Regions from separate parts of the Homo sapiens genome. Here region 1 is linked to region 2. A link is a loop called in an ENCODE intact Hi-C map of the cell type or tissue named here. Cell type or tissue: heart left ventricle. All regions are shown on one strand.

Region 1 (8,000 bases), 120 kb before region 2:
GGACAGAAATAAAGAGCCAATAGGGGATATTAAAGATTGTATCAGCTTTCTGAGGAGCTGGATTAAAAATGACTCAAAGGTGTATCCCGTCCTCTCTGAACTATGGTATGCAAGAGTCCGACTACACCAATCAAAAGAGTGACGGGGAAGAAGACGTAAGCAAGAGAGCAGAGACCTGTCTCAGCTGGGCTGGCATCCCTGTGCATGCGCAGCCTGTTTAAAACAGGGTGATGGCCTGGAGCAGTGGCTCACGCCTGTAATCCCAACACTTTGGGAGGCCGAGGTGGGTGGATCACCTGAGGTCAGGAGTTTGAGACCAGCCTGGCCAACATGGTGAAACCCCGTCTCTATTAAAAATACGAAAAAATTAGTGAGCGTGGTAGCAGGCGCTGGTAATCCCAGCTACTCGGGAGGCTGAGGCAGGAGAATCACTTGAACCCTGGAGGCAGAGGTTGCAGTGAGCCGAGATCCCGCCATTGCACTCCAGCCTGGGCAACAAGGGCAAAACTCCATCAAATAAATAAATAAACAAACGAACAAACAGGGTGACTGGAGGCTGAACAGCCACCCTCTCCATGTCCTCCAAGTCTCATCACACAGAATCCAGCATGCGAGAGAAGGAGGCCCTTGCTTTTTCAATGCAATCCCCTAGTGCTCAGGCGAGAGGTCTGGGAAAGGATGTCCTCCATCCTGTCTCACCAATCTGATTGGTCAGGGACTCCTGATCTCAGCAATCAGATTAGTCAGGAGCTCCCAATCTCACCAATGGGATTGGTTTTTACTCCTAATAGGAGGATTAACTCTGGAGCTTGAGGGAGGCCAGGAGAATGGTTCAATATTGCACTTTCTTGGTGCATCGGAAGCTACTTCCTAATATGGACAAGAAAATAAGTGTTTCCTGGCTCTGCCTCAATGCAAATAAAAAAATTCCAGTGTGAATAAATTATCTCCGAGGCATTCCCAATGTTGTCCAATGCATGCTAACCAGAACCCAAATTAAGATGAGAGCCGGGGAGGGTGTGGCTGGTGATGAGTCACAGTATTTTTACAAATTCATCTAAAACACAAAACAGGCAAACTCCCCACTTAGAGTTTTTGTTCCGAGTCATTTTTGGAGGATATGTTGGTTGTTAGAATTTGGAACACATTTCTTCCCATAAACTGATGTTCTAAATCTAAATGATGTTTGGTTTCCCAGAGCTGGCCCCCAGAAACTTTTAAAACAGTACAATTTCCACTTGGCCCTATCGTTTTCACGGAAAATGAATTACGAAATCTAAAGTGGAAAGCCAGAAGCCTTTATTTTCTGGTTCTTCCCCATCTCTTCCCTGCGCTGTGGAACAGCACTCCCAGAGGCAACAGAAAGTGGTTCCTCTGAAAGGAGGACTCTGGTAGATTCTCTAGGCCACAATTATTTGCTAATTCTCTACATCTGCACAGGGAAAACTAGATCTGTATGTGAATAAAAACATGTGAGTACCTCTCAACAACTATTTAAGAAACTCAGGTTCCTTAACTAACCTGAATTGAGAGAAAAAAGATGATCTCATTCAATTATTCATGTCTTCGTTCAGCATTTTGTTTTATTTAGAATGTATTGTGTAGCAGGCAGGTCTTGGACATATAGTTGGGGACAAAATAGACCTAGCTCCTGACTTCATGGAAGGAAACCTTGTTTTGGAGGGAGGGGTCTCTGTAAGTGGGTAAATTATAAGTTACATAAATATTAGGCAAAATAGGCAAATAAATAATAGACTTACATGTAGTATCAAGTGCTCAAAGGAAATGAGGACAAGGGGCGAGGTCGTGGGGTGTCCCTAGGAAATGACTTTTGAGCTGTGACCTGAAAGATGAGAAAGAGTGAGTTAGGCAGAAAGAGACAGAGAGTCTGTGTGTGAGAGAGGAAGGGTAAAGACCAGTCCAGGAACAAGAAAGCCTGTGAGATGGAGAAAAGCTGGGTGTGTTCAAGACACTGCCATTAGTGGTGCATTCTGTGGTCCAAGTACACTGAGAAGGGAGCGTGCTGAGATAATGCTGGAGAAGTGAGCAGGGAGCACGTTAAGCCAAACCTAGTGGCCACACCAGGGGTTTTGTGTTTCCTCCTGAGTGCAGTGGAGAACCTTGACGCCTCTAGATAGTCTAATGGCATGAGCTGACCTACTTTTTTAAAAGTCTAATTCAGCTGGAATGTGGAGTGCAGATTTGATAGAGGGACAAGGGGCAAGAAGGGAAGCAAGAAGATTCATGAAGAGACTACTGCAGAAATTCAGGTAAGAGCGACAGAGGCTCAGACCATTGTGGGAGTGGAAACAGAGGGCAATGATTGAAATGGATATAAATTTTGAAGGTGAAACTGATGGAACGTACTTCGTGGATTGGATGTGGGACTTGAGGGATGGACCCTGTAGAGGTAACTCCCAGGCTGCAACATTTAGATGGATGAGATGGGGAAACATGAGGCGAGGCAGGAAGAGAAGATGATGAGTTGGCTTTGGCTGTGTGGAGTTTGAGATGGCTATGAGACACTGAGAATGCAGTTGGAAGCCCAGAAGAGAGTCTGAGCCAGAGACACAAATATGGGGATCGTTGGCAGAAAAACAGTATCTGAAGCCTTGGGGTGGGGCTTTGGGCTCCTCACTTCCTGCCCCACTTGTAGGTACATGTGAGTACACTAAGGTTTACCATTAGAGGAGAGAAAGGAAAGCAACCAGGTCATAATGGTTCAAAGAAACCATTTTCTCCCTCCTGTTAACATAAATTCATTTTCACCCTGAGCATCTCATAAGAGTGAAAATGGACCTGAAAGAAAGCTAGCTCAGGTTCTGATTTCTTTATCACAGTTAGAAGATGGAAATGTCTCCACTGTCATTTCACATTTCTGAGATTTAATGTCCCTTTAATGCATTCCCAAAATGCACCAATAATGAGGAAGTTTTCTCTGCATGTAACTGGGTATGATATTTGTGACTTTTCTGGGACACTAAAAATGAGCCATTCTCCCCTTTACGGTGAAGCTATGTTTGCTTCATAATGACAAGGATTTTAATTACAGTTGGACATTTCTGCTGAGTTGGAGCCTCTCTCCTTAAAATCCCACACCAAATGGAAGTGACACTCTAAAGCCATGGCGTTTGAGCAGACTCAGGTCTCCATGCTGTAGGCTGCCAGGGAATGAGTAATCCTGGCTTTGGAAAGGGCACACTTGTAAAGCTAAATTAATATGCCTGCTTTTCATTCATGACTTCTCTTTGTTTCCAGTTTTAAACTGTTAGCTGCCTTGGTTACATGACCATGCAAAAAAGCAGGTTTGGGAGGTATGTGTGTGTGTTGGCAATCTCGGAATGGACTCAATTCTTGGAACCAAATCAATCAGTGCTAATCCGGTTGCTCGCAGATGAGAAAGGAGAAATAAAATCCCCACCTACCTTACCTTTCTGAATGGAAAACCCCATGCTTATGACAGTCCCCAAATCTGCCATCATTGTTTCCTGTTGGTGAAAAGCCACGAAGCAGATGAGGAGCTTGAAAGTCTCTATTACATCAGCTCCTTTCCAACATTTTGGTTTTTTATTTCATGTGATAAGGTTGAAAAGGCCAATTTGACTGTTATAAATTACCTTTCCTCATCAAAGAACTCCAAGACCAGAGTCCATAAACATATCTAAAAACTGCACTTAGTTATAAACCTCTGGGAGAAAAAATGAAATGATAAGTAAAAGCCTAGACTTTTTTCTCTTTGTTACCATAACTCCAGTAAATAAGTCTTCAGTCTCTGTTAAGAACAAAAAGCTGACCAACCTCAAGTGTAAAGGCTCATGCAGCCTTAGGGCAAAATACCCCCAAAGCGTCGCCAAACAAATCCAAGGGTGACAAGAATGTGCAACTGCCCTGATGTCACAACTCTTATGTTTATGAGAACAGACAACTTGGGCCCACTGGAGGGCATCCTTTTGTCTCCTAATTAACTGTTTTACTTTTGTTTGACCAGATGCCAGCTGCCCTGGGTAACCGCCATGACACAAGAGAGCTAACTGCTAGCAATTAAAAATAAAGATTAGGGGTAGAACCAAAAAGAGTCAGAAGTGTGACCTTAGGACTGAAAATACATGTGCTGACTTCATCTCACCAGGCAGAAGTTTCCAGGCTGCTAATTTTGCCTCATTCACTCGGTGGATTATTGATTAAAAGAAACTTGTAGCAGCTGGCTCTGAAAGTCAAAAGGACAAAGTGGCAATCAGGCCATGACCAAAATGCACACAGAGGCCAAGGGATTTGCAGTGTACTTCCTTGTTTGTAAATCAGAGTCACAGTGGAGAGCTGAAGGCACCGCAGCCAGCGGCACCACCTGTGATTAGGCAGCCACAAGTACCTGGACTCTATGTGTCTTTCTTGCATGTTGCATATACATAAGATAACATCCAGCACCCGACTCACATCTCTGGAAAGAGACTACTTAATTCACTAATTATTCATGTTTCCACTTAGAATCTGATTCCCAGAGCTAATCGCTTATTTAAGTAAAATCTTTGGCCATTGCTGGAGCTGTCAGCCCACAGAAGTGCTTAAGCAAACCAGTGGGAAAAGCAAAACTCAGAAAAGCACACTTCCAGAAGTGCAACGTTTACATTTTTAACTAGCTGGGTCACTTTGCAGGAATGACTTAGTCTCTGTAATGCTCAGTTTCTTTATCTATATAATGGGAGTGATAATTATAGGATTCTGTGGAGAATTAAATAAAATAATGCAGGTCAGGTAATTACTACAGAACCTGGTAGACGGTAAGCACTTAATAAATGTTAGCAAAGATGCTGCAGCCACTGACGATGATGATGATGGTGATGCTGAAGAATGAGCAGAAGAAATCCTTATTTAAACAATAATTCTATATCTTTAGAGTTAAGAGTCTTAAATAGTATCAGCCACAAACTTGCTCATTCTTTTTCTTCGTCTACAAACATTAGCCAGTGTTCAGTTATGAGCAATACTGCCAATAGAAAATCTTTGAAAGTTTTGGCAAGGTATTGGAACAAGTCAGAAGTACTTATTTGCCTGATATAGATTTTGGTGCATGCCCCTTTACATATTCAAAAATAAAAGATGCCAAGGATTATAGGACCTGTCCAGTCAGTAGCCCCTGCCTATTTAGGAGCTGGTCCCAGCATGATAATGTTCCAGACCTAATGATGGCCTGAAGGTGTGGTGACCCTGTGTTTATTTCCTTGTTGATTTCCCTTCTCTGGCTCCAAGATCATTTTCCCATTGCCTGCAGGAAACAACATCTAGGGGCGAGGTAGGCCTGACTTGGCAACCCTAAAGGTGAACAAAAGGACCTTGGCTTTTGGCAAGAGCAGAAGGAAGTTCAGGGGCGTCTCAGCCCCATCCAAACCAGAAGAGATTTGTCACTGATGCTAATGCATGCTGCTCTGCAGGGGACCACTCTCCCTCGAAGCTCCCCATAGCTGCTCTCAGTTTTATGGATCTGCTCTACTCAAAGCCTTGCAGAAGGGGCAGGGGATGCCCAGGTTAACCCCCGCACGTACAAAGGTGGAGCAGTTTTCATGCATAGCTGGGACGAAGAACACTGGAAAGAGAAAGAAAAATTTTCCGAGCTACTGCTAAGCCAGAAAAGCTCAGCTCTCAAACGGACTATCTCCTGAGACGTCACACAGCTGGGAACTGATCCGCAATACAGCAAAGGTAAGATGGCCCGGTTCCTCCACCAGGTAGAATCTCATACAATTTAAAAAAAAACTTCACCTCTGCCCACTCAGCCTCCAGCTCTCACCCCTATCTCTTTCTCTGTCTCTCTCTCTCTCTCTCTCTCTCTCTCTCTCTCTCTCTCTCACACACACACATCAAATTGAGGAGAGTCTAAAAGATGGAAATATCTAGGTATCTTTTTCAAAACACTAGAAAGGCCTCAGGGCATTTGCGCTCTTTATACCCTATTTTTTTCTGCAGTGGCCTTCATTAAAAGCTTCTTTACTTTCACAAATGAAAATGACTTGCCAGACAGGTCAGTAAAAATGTAAGTATTCCCACTAACAGTAACTGGGTTTATGTGACATTATTCTTTATCGTCATTTAAAACACATTCACACACAGACTTTGTTTCATTCCACAGTAGGAGTAGGTGTTGCATTGCAGTTTTACCCATGGATAAAGAGGTTGAGAGAAGCTGTGACCTGCTCACGGGTGTGTAGGGTTGTGGGTGACCAGCAGCACATCCTGTCTCCATTCCCATCTCTTTTCAGTAGAATGGTGACCCTACTCTTTAAACAAAATTCCAGAGTACATTCTTGGCCACGTATTCTGACAAATGTTCTGATGAGAGGATGGAATTTTAGAAATTGGAACTCTCCTGGAAAATCCAGAAATAGATAGCCACAGTATCCTGTACAATATACCACCTTGTCATGTATTCCTGTTTACTTCCATTCCTGGGCATTGAATTCACTTCAACAAATGTCGATAAACTATGTTCCCTGCTCCAACACTGACTGGTCATGTGTCAGGGCGTGGTGCAAGTCCGGTGCCCAAGGAATGCTGACGCAGTGCAGAGCAGGATGGGGGTGGGGCTCCCCTAAAGAGGTGAGCTTCAAACGAGCTCAACATAAAGTGTGGACTTGGATTGAGGGAGAGCATTCAGATACACAAGTCCCCCAGGAGGAATTTGTTGAGTGAACATTTGCTTACACCAAGTCCATGTGGCAGAGCCGAGGGGAGAGGAGCATAGCCTGAGGAATTAGACTGTCTGTTCTTGATTCTTGGTTCTACTTCCTACTAGCTCTGCATTTTGGGGTACCTCAGTTAACACCTCTAACTTCACCTTGCCAATATGTAAAATGAGAATGATGGTAATACATCCCTCATAGCGTTGTCTTCAGCTGTAAATGAGATTATGCATGTGAAGTCTTTCCTGGTGCATAACAACTGCACAATAAATATTAATACTAACTATTGTGATGACCATGTGCCTGGCTCCAAGGGAGATGCAGGGAATACAGATAAGAGGAGGCCTACCCTCAGTGTAATGAAAACCTCATGAGTTAGTTGTGTGCAACTAATGACATGAGGTGTGATGCATGCTCTGGAACCATGAGGGTGGAATCCTTTAAGTCTGTGTGAGTTAGGGTTGAGGTTCTTGGGGGGACACGGAAGGGGACAGAGGTTTCACAGCAGAGGCCCTATATGTAGGGCGGTAGTATAGAACGGTGAAAAGAGCTAGACAGATCTAATTTTGAATCCCAGCTTCCTCCTCTATTTACGTATCTATTTATTTCTATGTTAATCTATATGTATAGAAAACCATAAATTCATACTTCCAATTCCAATCCAACACCACAGAGTTTTCTCCCTTTCCACATTTGTAACTCCCTTCTCTGACATTCATCAGAAGCCGGCTCCCATTATCCTTAATATATTATTTGCTTATTTGCTCAGTCCCCCAAATGTCATCAACTGCCATCATGACCACTGTCCCCTGCCCATGCAGATGCCCTCCGCACCCTGCTTAGGCCCTGACACTTTGTTCTGGGCTGCCCTGAGCTGGCTCCTGGAATTCTGGAGCTACCGTATGTCCTCCACACCCCGCACAGGTGCCTACTTTGCTCAGCCCTATGTAATGTATTTAAGGACTGTGACACGCGCTATGCATTTGTGTATGTACCTGTGTTGTCACTGTCTTTGATGGGGGACAAAGCTGTCTCCTCCATACAGGCAGGGCACGTGTCCTCAGCATCAGGCCTGAAGAAGCCAGGCTCATTCCATTCATTCTATTCCACTCGGTCTGCTCATCTATATGGATGTGGGCTGCTCACTCTCTGCTCAGGGTAGTAAAAACATTTCCAGGGTGAAAACTACTATTTGGGCAGTCCCTGCTCCTTTTTCTTCTCTGTCAAGTCCTTGTCTAGGTTCTCCATTATTCATTTACTCAACAACAGATACAAAGCGCTTACGAGGTTCCAGGTGCTTGGCTAGGGTGGAACATAGAGATTTAA
Region 2 (8,000 bases):
AGTGCAGTGGCGTGGTCTCGGCTCACTGCAAGCTCTGCCGCCCAGGTTCAAGGGATTCTCCTGCCTCAGCCTCCCAGGTAGCTGGGATTACAGGCAAGCACCAACATACCCAACTAATTTTTGTATTTTTAGAAGAGACAGGGTTTCACCATGTTGGCCAGGCTAGTCTTGAGCTCCTGACCTCAAGTGATCCGCCCGTCTCAGCCTCCCAAAGTGCTGGGATTACAGGCGTCAGCCACCATTCCCAGCTCTCCTGCCATTTATTTTTAGAATCAAATACAGTGCCCTTATTTTACTAAAGACAAATGTTTGACCCCAATAAGTGAGGATACTTAAATCAGCACTGTGTCGATGTCTACACAGTCTGTAGCTCTGTTTATAATAATAACAGGGGGGTTTTTTTGTTTTTTGTTTTTTGTTTTTTGAGACAGAGCTTTGCTTGTTGCCCAGGCTGGAGTGCAGTGGCGCAATCTCGGCTCGCTGCAACCTCCCCCTCCTGGGTTCAAGCAATTCTTCTGTCTCAGCCTCCCGAGTAGCTGGGATTACAGGCACCCACCACCATGCCCAGCTAATTTTTTGTATTTTCAGTAGAGACGGGGTTTCACCATGTCAGCCAGGCTAATAACACTTATTTTTAACAAGCTTTCTTACAAGGTGGCATGGCACCTTGAGGTTGAGTTGGAGCACACTCAAGTAAAGCCTCACTATCTTTTCTGGGGAGGCGGGGACAGGGTCTCACTCTCACTCAGGCTGGAGTGCAGTGGCGGAGTCATGACTTACTGCAGCCTCAACCACTCGGGCTCAAGCCATCCTCTCTCCTAAGCCCCCCGAGTGGCTGGGACTACAGGTGCACGCCCCCATGCCTGGCTAATTTTTGTATTTTTTTTTAGAGACAGGGTTTTGCCATGTTGTCTAGACTGGTCTCAAACTCCTGAGCTCAAGCAATCTGCCAGCCTCAGACTCTCAAAGTGCTGGGATTACAGATGTGAGCCACCATGTTGTCATTTGGAGTTGTTAGCAAGAATGGGGTAGTTGCTATGCCATCTTATTTTATTCAGATAGCACTAGATTTGGTATTGATTAGTAGCCCGAGCAAAAACAACTGGAGCAACTGAAAATACTGAAAATACTGAATTTCCAGTTCTAACCACATGGCCAAGTCAACCTTTGCCATGGATGCCCCATGCAAGGACAGTAGAAATCCTAATTGCAGCTGGTTACAGAGAAGGAACAGCCTCACTGGGGTTGACTCCCTCAGCAGATTACAAGAAACCATTGTCCCTGTCCTCCAAAAGCTGACTTTGAAAATATGAAGCGAGCAATATCTTTGATAGTGTGGGTTTTGGGTAACAGCAGTCCTGGTATTTAGAGACTTGTGTATACATACATGTTAAGGAGATCATTTTAAGATCAGAGCAGGCATTAAACAAGTTAGAACAAAAACATTTTCTGCAACTGAATATTCATATGAATCATGTGCTCACATTATACTAGAGAAATTTCAAAGCTCAAATCTTTTCAAAGTCCTACAATTCTTACACAAACAGTCATTTAAAGGAGAAACTAAAAAAATTAGCTGGGCATGGTGGCACATGCCTGTAGTCCCAGCTACTGGGAAGGCTGAGGTGGGAGGATTGCTTGAGCCCCAGGAGGTTGAGGCTGCAGTGAGCAGAGATTGCACCACTGCACTCCAAGGCGGGCGACAGAGTGAGACAGGTCTCAAAAATTAAACTAATACAATAAAGAGAAACTAAAGGACATCTGAGCATTTTTATCAGCCCAAACATAACTCAGTAGGTAAATATCTGTATACTTCACTATTCTTTTTATAGTGAGAAGGTCCAGACCCTGGCCTCGAGCATCCCTCAGCTCCACTTGGCAGGGGGCCCTTATGGCTCCCTTGGTGCCAGAGAGAGCCCTTGACTGGTGTGGTTGCCATAAAGCACACTGAGCTCCTTTTATTGTAGCAGGGTGATTACACGGCTGATCTGATTTTATCCAGGAAATTTAACCTAAAGGAAAAAACAAAAACCTTTAAAACACATTCAGCCCTTGGAACTGACTTCACTTTCAGGGGGACCAAGTTGATTTAGTCTTCCTTCTGGATCCCCTTCAACCCGTCAGATCTCCTGGACTTGGCCATGGAAGACTGTCTGTGCATGACTGTTAATCGGCCATTTGGCTTGTTCCCTGTGATTACTTCCAGAAGTTACAGAACATGTTGTCGCTATTGAGGGTCTTCAGTTACCTTTTATTTTTTTTCTCCCCAAAAGGGCTCTTGTTCCAGCATGTTAATGTTTAGCCTTTCCTGGCTTGAAAATAATGAGACTGGACACTAATGGCTGCTGCATTTCGAATCTTTGTGCAGCATCCCCAGTGACCTGAACACCTGTGAGTTTGAAGGCTCTTTCAATCACAGCTTTTGAATAATAGATGAATCAAGTGAGACTCAGGCTACATGGGGAAGAGCTTTTAACCAAATGCATGCCATGATACTAGGTTTAAGCAATCTAACAGAGCAAGTGGATTGACTCTGACTTTTCCTATTGTAGGGCTTATTCAGATTAATTGTACCTGAAGAGTAATGGAGTGGTTTTTCAACGATGAACCCTCATGCATTCAAAAAAGCAGGGGTCCTAGTCTCATGCCACCCCTCATGCCTGCCTCCTCCACTAATTTTCCTTGGAGTTAGTGGGAGCCCCAAATACAGCAGAACTTCACAGGGAAAGCTGTTCTAGGTAGCAGAAGACTCTGCTGCCAGAAGGTATTTTTCTATGGCTGCTGATTCTGGCTCTTAGCCTGAAAGAAGAGGGTCTTGCCCAACTGTTCTGTAGGCAGTCCAGTGGAAAGGGGTGCAGATAAAACCTGGATGCCATGGTGTCCCAACCACAGGAGCAATCCACATGCCCATCCTTCAAGCCATGTGTGTTTCCTTTCCTCTGGATTCTGTGCTTGGGAGTGAGTTTGTGATTGTTTTGTTTTGTTTTGTTCTGTTTTGTTTTAATGAAACATATCTAGCCAATGGTTGGTTGAAACCAATTGCTATGTAAATTTCATCACATACTTTATGTTCCCTAATCTTTGGTATTCAGAATGAGACAGAATAATTAGAGAAGCAATTATTGACAGTAGCCAAGGCTCTCTCCCCCAGCCTTAGGATATTCTGTCCTCAGAGAGGTACAGATGCAACTCACTCAGGTCACTGACCTCCCCACACCGTTTCCTGAAAGGAAGCAAACTGGCTGGACCAGAGTGTGTTTCATGAGGAAGGAGTGCTGCTCACTGAAAGCTGTTCCTTTGTTGTCAGTGACAAAGACATTCTCTTCCTTGACTGTATTACAGGGTGTGGTTTGGGTAGGCTCCTGTGGAACTCGGGGCACAGCCTAATGACAGATGGGGAAATGGTACAAAGAAGGTGCCCGGGGCCATCCACCTGTGTGGGGCTCCTGGCAGTGCTGAGTCTCACAAGCCTGGCAGGAGAGCCCTGTGTTTGATGCAAAGTCACACTAATGTAAATGGAGAGATGGAAAGAGTGAGAAAATACTAAAGGAACATAAAAAATGTCCATTTTCTGATCCTTTGAAACTACTCACTGTGTATTGCTATAAAAGGAATAAAGCTAATCAATGTTTTCCAAGGAACTTGCATCTGGCCACCTGTTGGTAGAAGAAACCCACAGCCTTCCTCCCTTCTCCATCCATGAACTAGATTAGACAGAGGGAAGACTAGAACTTGACCCTCAGACAAAACATTGTCAATTAAGAAAGGGTGGACCCAAGGCTATTGCACACATAGGACTTCAAGGGTGTTGTTTACCATTTGAAAGCATTTACAGGAATGCTTTTACTTCCTTTATAATTTGTTTGGTGTTTGACTCCATGAGAAGCGTCAGATGTTCGTGCAAGTTAGCTGCCTTTTTTATTTATTAATACATGCACTTTTATTATATGTCTTACGGCAAATTAACTTTGACAGGAAAATCAGTACTCATACCGTCCCCACTACCACTCTAAAATGCAAAGTAAACAAACCTAGAGGTGAGTCTTTTCACCTAATGGCATGCCTAGTGGCTCACGTTATAAAAAAGCAGTAAACAAAAAGGTAGATTTTCCTAAGTAATTAGAAATCATCACTGTTAACACCAAGTCAGAGATATTTGGATTTTGCTAAAAACAGAAAATAAAGATCCTGGGGTTGGAGCAGAAATTCTACATCTATACTAAAATATTTGTATCATAGTGTAATAAATGCAATCTACCATGTCTTTTGTGTTATTTAAATAACAACACAAGATGCATCATTAGGTGTAGAATTGAGAAGAGGAAGAGAACCCAACTAATTATAGAAAAACAAAGGAGTGGTTTGTCAAGAACATTTTCTGCTTCTTAGTGTAATCAAAGTCTCTTTAGAGGCATTTAAAGCATTCATTTGAGGAAGCTGTGTCACATCAGTATTTGCAAAACTTTTTATGAAGAAGCAATATGGAAATGGAAGCACCAAACCAGGGACACAGAGGCCCTGAGATCTGGTCCAGAGCTGGTAAATCAGGACTGCCAAAATCATTTTTTTGTAATGTGCTTTTGTAGAACACAGTGTGTTCTAGGACAAAGGTTGGGGAGGAAGAGGAAACTTTTTTAGGTCAGGAGTTGCTGGTGATCTAGGCACCATTCCTAGATACATTTCTAGATATTTTACTGGGACCATTTTTGTAAGAGTTCCTTAGGGAACGACTTTGACTGTGTGTGGCGTTTGTGTAAAAGTCCCCTCTTGAAGATGTGGAGTGAGAATCTGTTCATTCGCACTGCGAGGTAGGTGGCTTTGGGCACTGGAAGAAATTGTTAGGTATTTCCCATGGGATTTCCACTAAGAGACTGACCTGAGAATATGGGAAGTGTATTCACAGATGGAGAGCATTGTGTTTATGTAGAAATGGTTTTAGTGTCTACCCAGTTCTTCCTGCTTATGTAAGGAAAACCAGGCAACCTTGTTACATGGAATAATGAACAAAACAATGGCAAAGCAGCTACAGGGTACTGTAAAATGCTTATTAAAAACAGGTAGGAGGACTTGGGGGCAGGGTCAAGTAATTAACCCACAAGGCTTCTATCAGTGTGGTCCCTGAATACCTCTCGGAAGTACTGACCTTGACTAAGTCCAATCCTTTGGTATTTGAGCTTCCCCATCGGTAAAATGGGTGTGATGGTGCTTTTGTCAACAGTTATCAGGGGTCATATCAAATGTAGACATACAGTTAGTCCCAGCCCGACATGCTCATGAACTGTGCCAACAGATGAATGAGAAGTAATTCATCTATTGAATTACTATGAATGAGGAAGTGAAAGAGAGATGGCATAAAGGCAGGGAATAGACTAGGAAGTACATGGCATATGTAAGGCGCTGGCTATAGAGCCAAGAAACTCAACTCATTTCCCTGGCTCTCATCCTTCCACATCTTATTCACATCTGTATCAATGAATTGCAATGATTTTTATAATTGATAGTAACATTTACCTCTGAGGACATTAATGCAGAGTTTTAAAGTATTCACTAACAAAATAGAATGATAAAATCTAGCCATAAAAAATAATTTATGTTCAACTTCATTACAACATAATGAGCCAATTTGTTTTGTTAGATTGATTTGTCATGTACCCTTGCAGGTAAGCAGAGTGAAATAAAGTTTGCTATTCTTGATGGACGGGAGAGATTTCATTTGTGACAACATCAAAATGTATGTTTTGTGTCATGGAAATAATAACATTTCAAGGAGAAAGATAATGACTACGGTAAAATTTGCAAAAAGGACTAAAAGAGTCATGGCTTAAGCATCCAAAACAACAAAGCCTGGTCTCCATGGTTTATGGGGTCTACATAACCTAATTAAACAGACTTAGTTTGTAATGGAAACAGCAATATTGGTGAGTCTCATACGACTTTGATTACATCCTTTGTGTTCCTTAAAAAAGTCTAAACCTTTATGATGCAGAGAGAAAACATTGGTGCTATTTCTCCTCTCTTTCCTTATAGCAAGGAGGATTCATAATTATTCCCTGCAAAATGACAAACATCTCCCATCAGCTTCATGACTTAATAGAAAAACATTTTCATCTCAACAGGTTAACACTACTGGTTTCTTTGTACCCATGAGCAATCATTTCTTTCTGTTGTAATTGTTTTACAGGTCCTCACTCAACGATTTTTACAACAAGGCTGTTAAGACAGGTCAACCATTACTATGGGCAAGGATGCCAAGGTCCCCAGACATAGCAGTCTGGACAATGTATATGGCTGAATAGAAATGAGAAAGAGCACAAATCATTGACTCTTGATTTGGTACTCTCTTGAGTACAGAAGACAGTTGAGATATTTCTTGTGAAAATATTTACATCCTCCCCCAAAGACAAATAGGTTGTTTTACGCCAAGTGACCAAAATACAGGGCCTAGAATTATTATGTTTTTTTAGAGACAGGGTGTTGCTCTGTTACCCAGACTAGAGTACAGTGGTGTGACCATAGCTCTTTGCAACCCCAAACTCCTGGGTTTAAGTGATCCTCCCACCTCAGCCTTCTGAATAGCTGGGCCTACAAGCATGTCCTCAATGCTTGGCTAATTTTTTCTTATTTTTTCTTTTTAGAGACAAGGTCTTGCTATGTTGCCCAGGCTGCTCTGGATCTCCTAGGCTCGAGACCCTCCTGCCTCAGCCTTCCAAAGTGTTGGGATTATAGGTGTGAGCCACTGCACCCCACCACTAATTCCTGCTCTCCTTATATCAATTTATGACATTCAGGGTTGAAGATGGGCCCCTACCCAGAAACATATGCCCTTGAGAAGAGGATTCACAGAGACCCTTTAAGAGCCAAACCAACAAAGCCGTGAAGGCAATGGTGGAATAATTAACAATGAGGTTGATATTTCTGAGGTGCACTTGTTCAGCCTGCCCTGCCCCCTTCTCCATGGGGTAACTGGGCCCTAGGCTTCTCCTGAGAACCATCCCTTTCTGATAGGTCCTATTATGAAAGTCTTCCACAAGTCTTACTTGGATACACTCGTAAAGTAGGCTGTGACTGTCAGTGCTCATGCTTTTGGTGTGTCCACTCTCATCTACCTCTGCCCACCCTCACTGCCCTGGCACCTTGATGTGTCAGTTGGCTGCCAGTGCATGGGCAGAAGTTCTCAAACCTTAGCGTGCACTGGAATAGCCTGGAGAGTTTGTCAACAACACAGATGCTTGGCACCCCTCTCACATCAAGTAGTCATCCCTAGCACTACTGACATTTTGGACCAGATAATTCTTGGTTGTGGGGGCTGTCCTGGGCATTGTAGGATGTTTAGCAGTATCCCTGTCCTCTACCCCCTACATGCCAGGAGCACCCTCCCAAATCGTGGCAATCAAAAATGTCTCCAGGCTGGGTACAGTGTTTCATGCCTGTAATCCCAGCACTTTGGGAGGCCGAGGCGGGCGGATCACTCGAGGACAGGAGTTTGAGACCAGTCTGATCAACACAGTGAAACCTCATCCCTACCAAAAAATACAAAAATTAGCCAGGTGTGATGGCATGTGCCTGTAGTCCCAGCTACTCAGGAGGCTGAGGAAGGAGAATTGCTTGAACCTGGGAGGCAAAAGTTGCGGTGAGCTGAGAACGCACCGCTGCACTCCAGCCTGGGCGACAGAGGGAGACGCCACCTCAAATAAAAAAGTCTCCAGATATTGTCAGATGTCTCTTTGGGATAAAATTGCCCCTGATTAAGAATGACTGTCTTAGGGATTCTAATTGCTAAAGGGAGAATGGGGCCCAGGATTCTATTTTTACCAAGCTCCTCGGGCAAATCTGGTTCCTTTGTATGTTCTATTGGACCTCTCTTCATTTGCAAGTCTCCGTGTGCCTCAGCCCCTGCTTCCATGGCTGTCTGGAGGATTTACTGCAGTCTTAAAAGGTAAAGCTCAGTTAGTCTCAGGCCAGGCCCACTGTGCTGTCCAGAAGGCAATTAATTAACCAAA

The links. Peaks named below come from ENCODE experiments on the same cell type or tissue, not always from the same donor. Only the 100,000 strongest peaks of a DNase experiment are listed, where the experiment ranks them.
Region 1: a loop joins it to region 2, with 2.7 times the contacts of the local background. A loop is called at or near these places in 6 of 110 quality-filtered maps.

What each region holds. Positions count from the first base shown.
Region 1 is chr4:53,649,865-53,657,864 of GRCh38, reverse strand. It overlaps a transcript of LNX1 not described here. Among named protein-coding and RNA genes, the nearest start is that of LNX1-AS2, 61 kb to the right of the region's middle. In heart left ventricle, CTCF peaks have their summits at 1,355 and 3,934 (motif pointing right); a DNase peak (open chromatin) is centred at 6,563; H3K4me3 peaks cover 1,908 bases; H3K27ac peaks cover 2,520 bases.
Region 2 is chr4:53,533,105-53,541,104 of GRCh38, reverse strand. All of the region lies in intron 2 of LNX1 (ligand of numb-protein X 1), which reads left to right. Among named protein-coding and RNA genes, the nearest start is that of LNX1-AS1, 37 kb to the right of the region's middle. In heart left ventricle, no CTCF peak of the experiment used is centred here; no DNase peak of the experiment used is centred here; H3K27ac peaks cover 2,084 bases.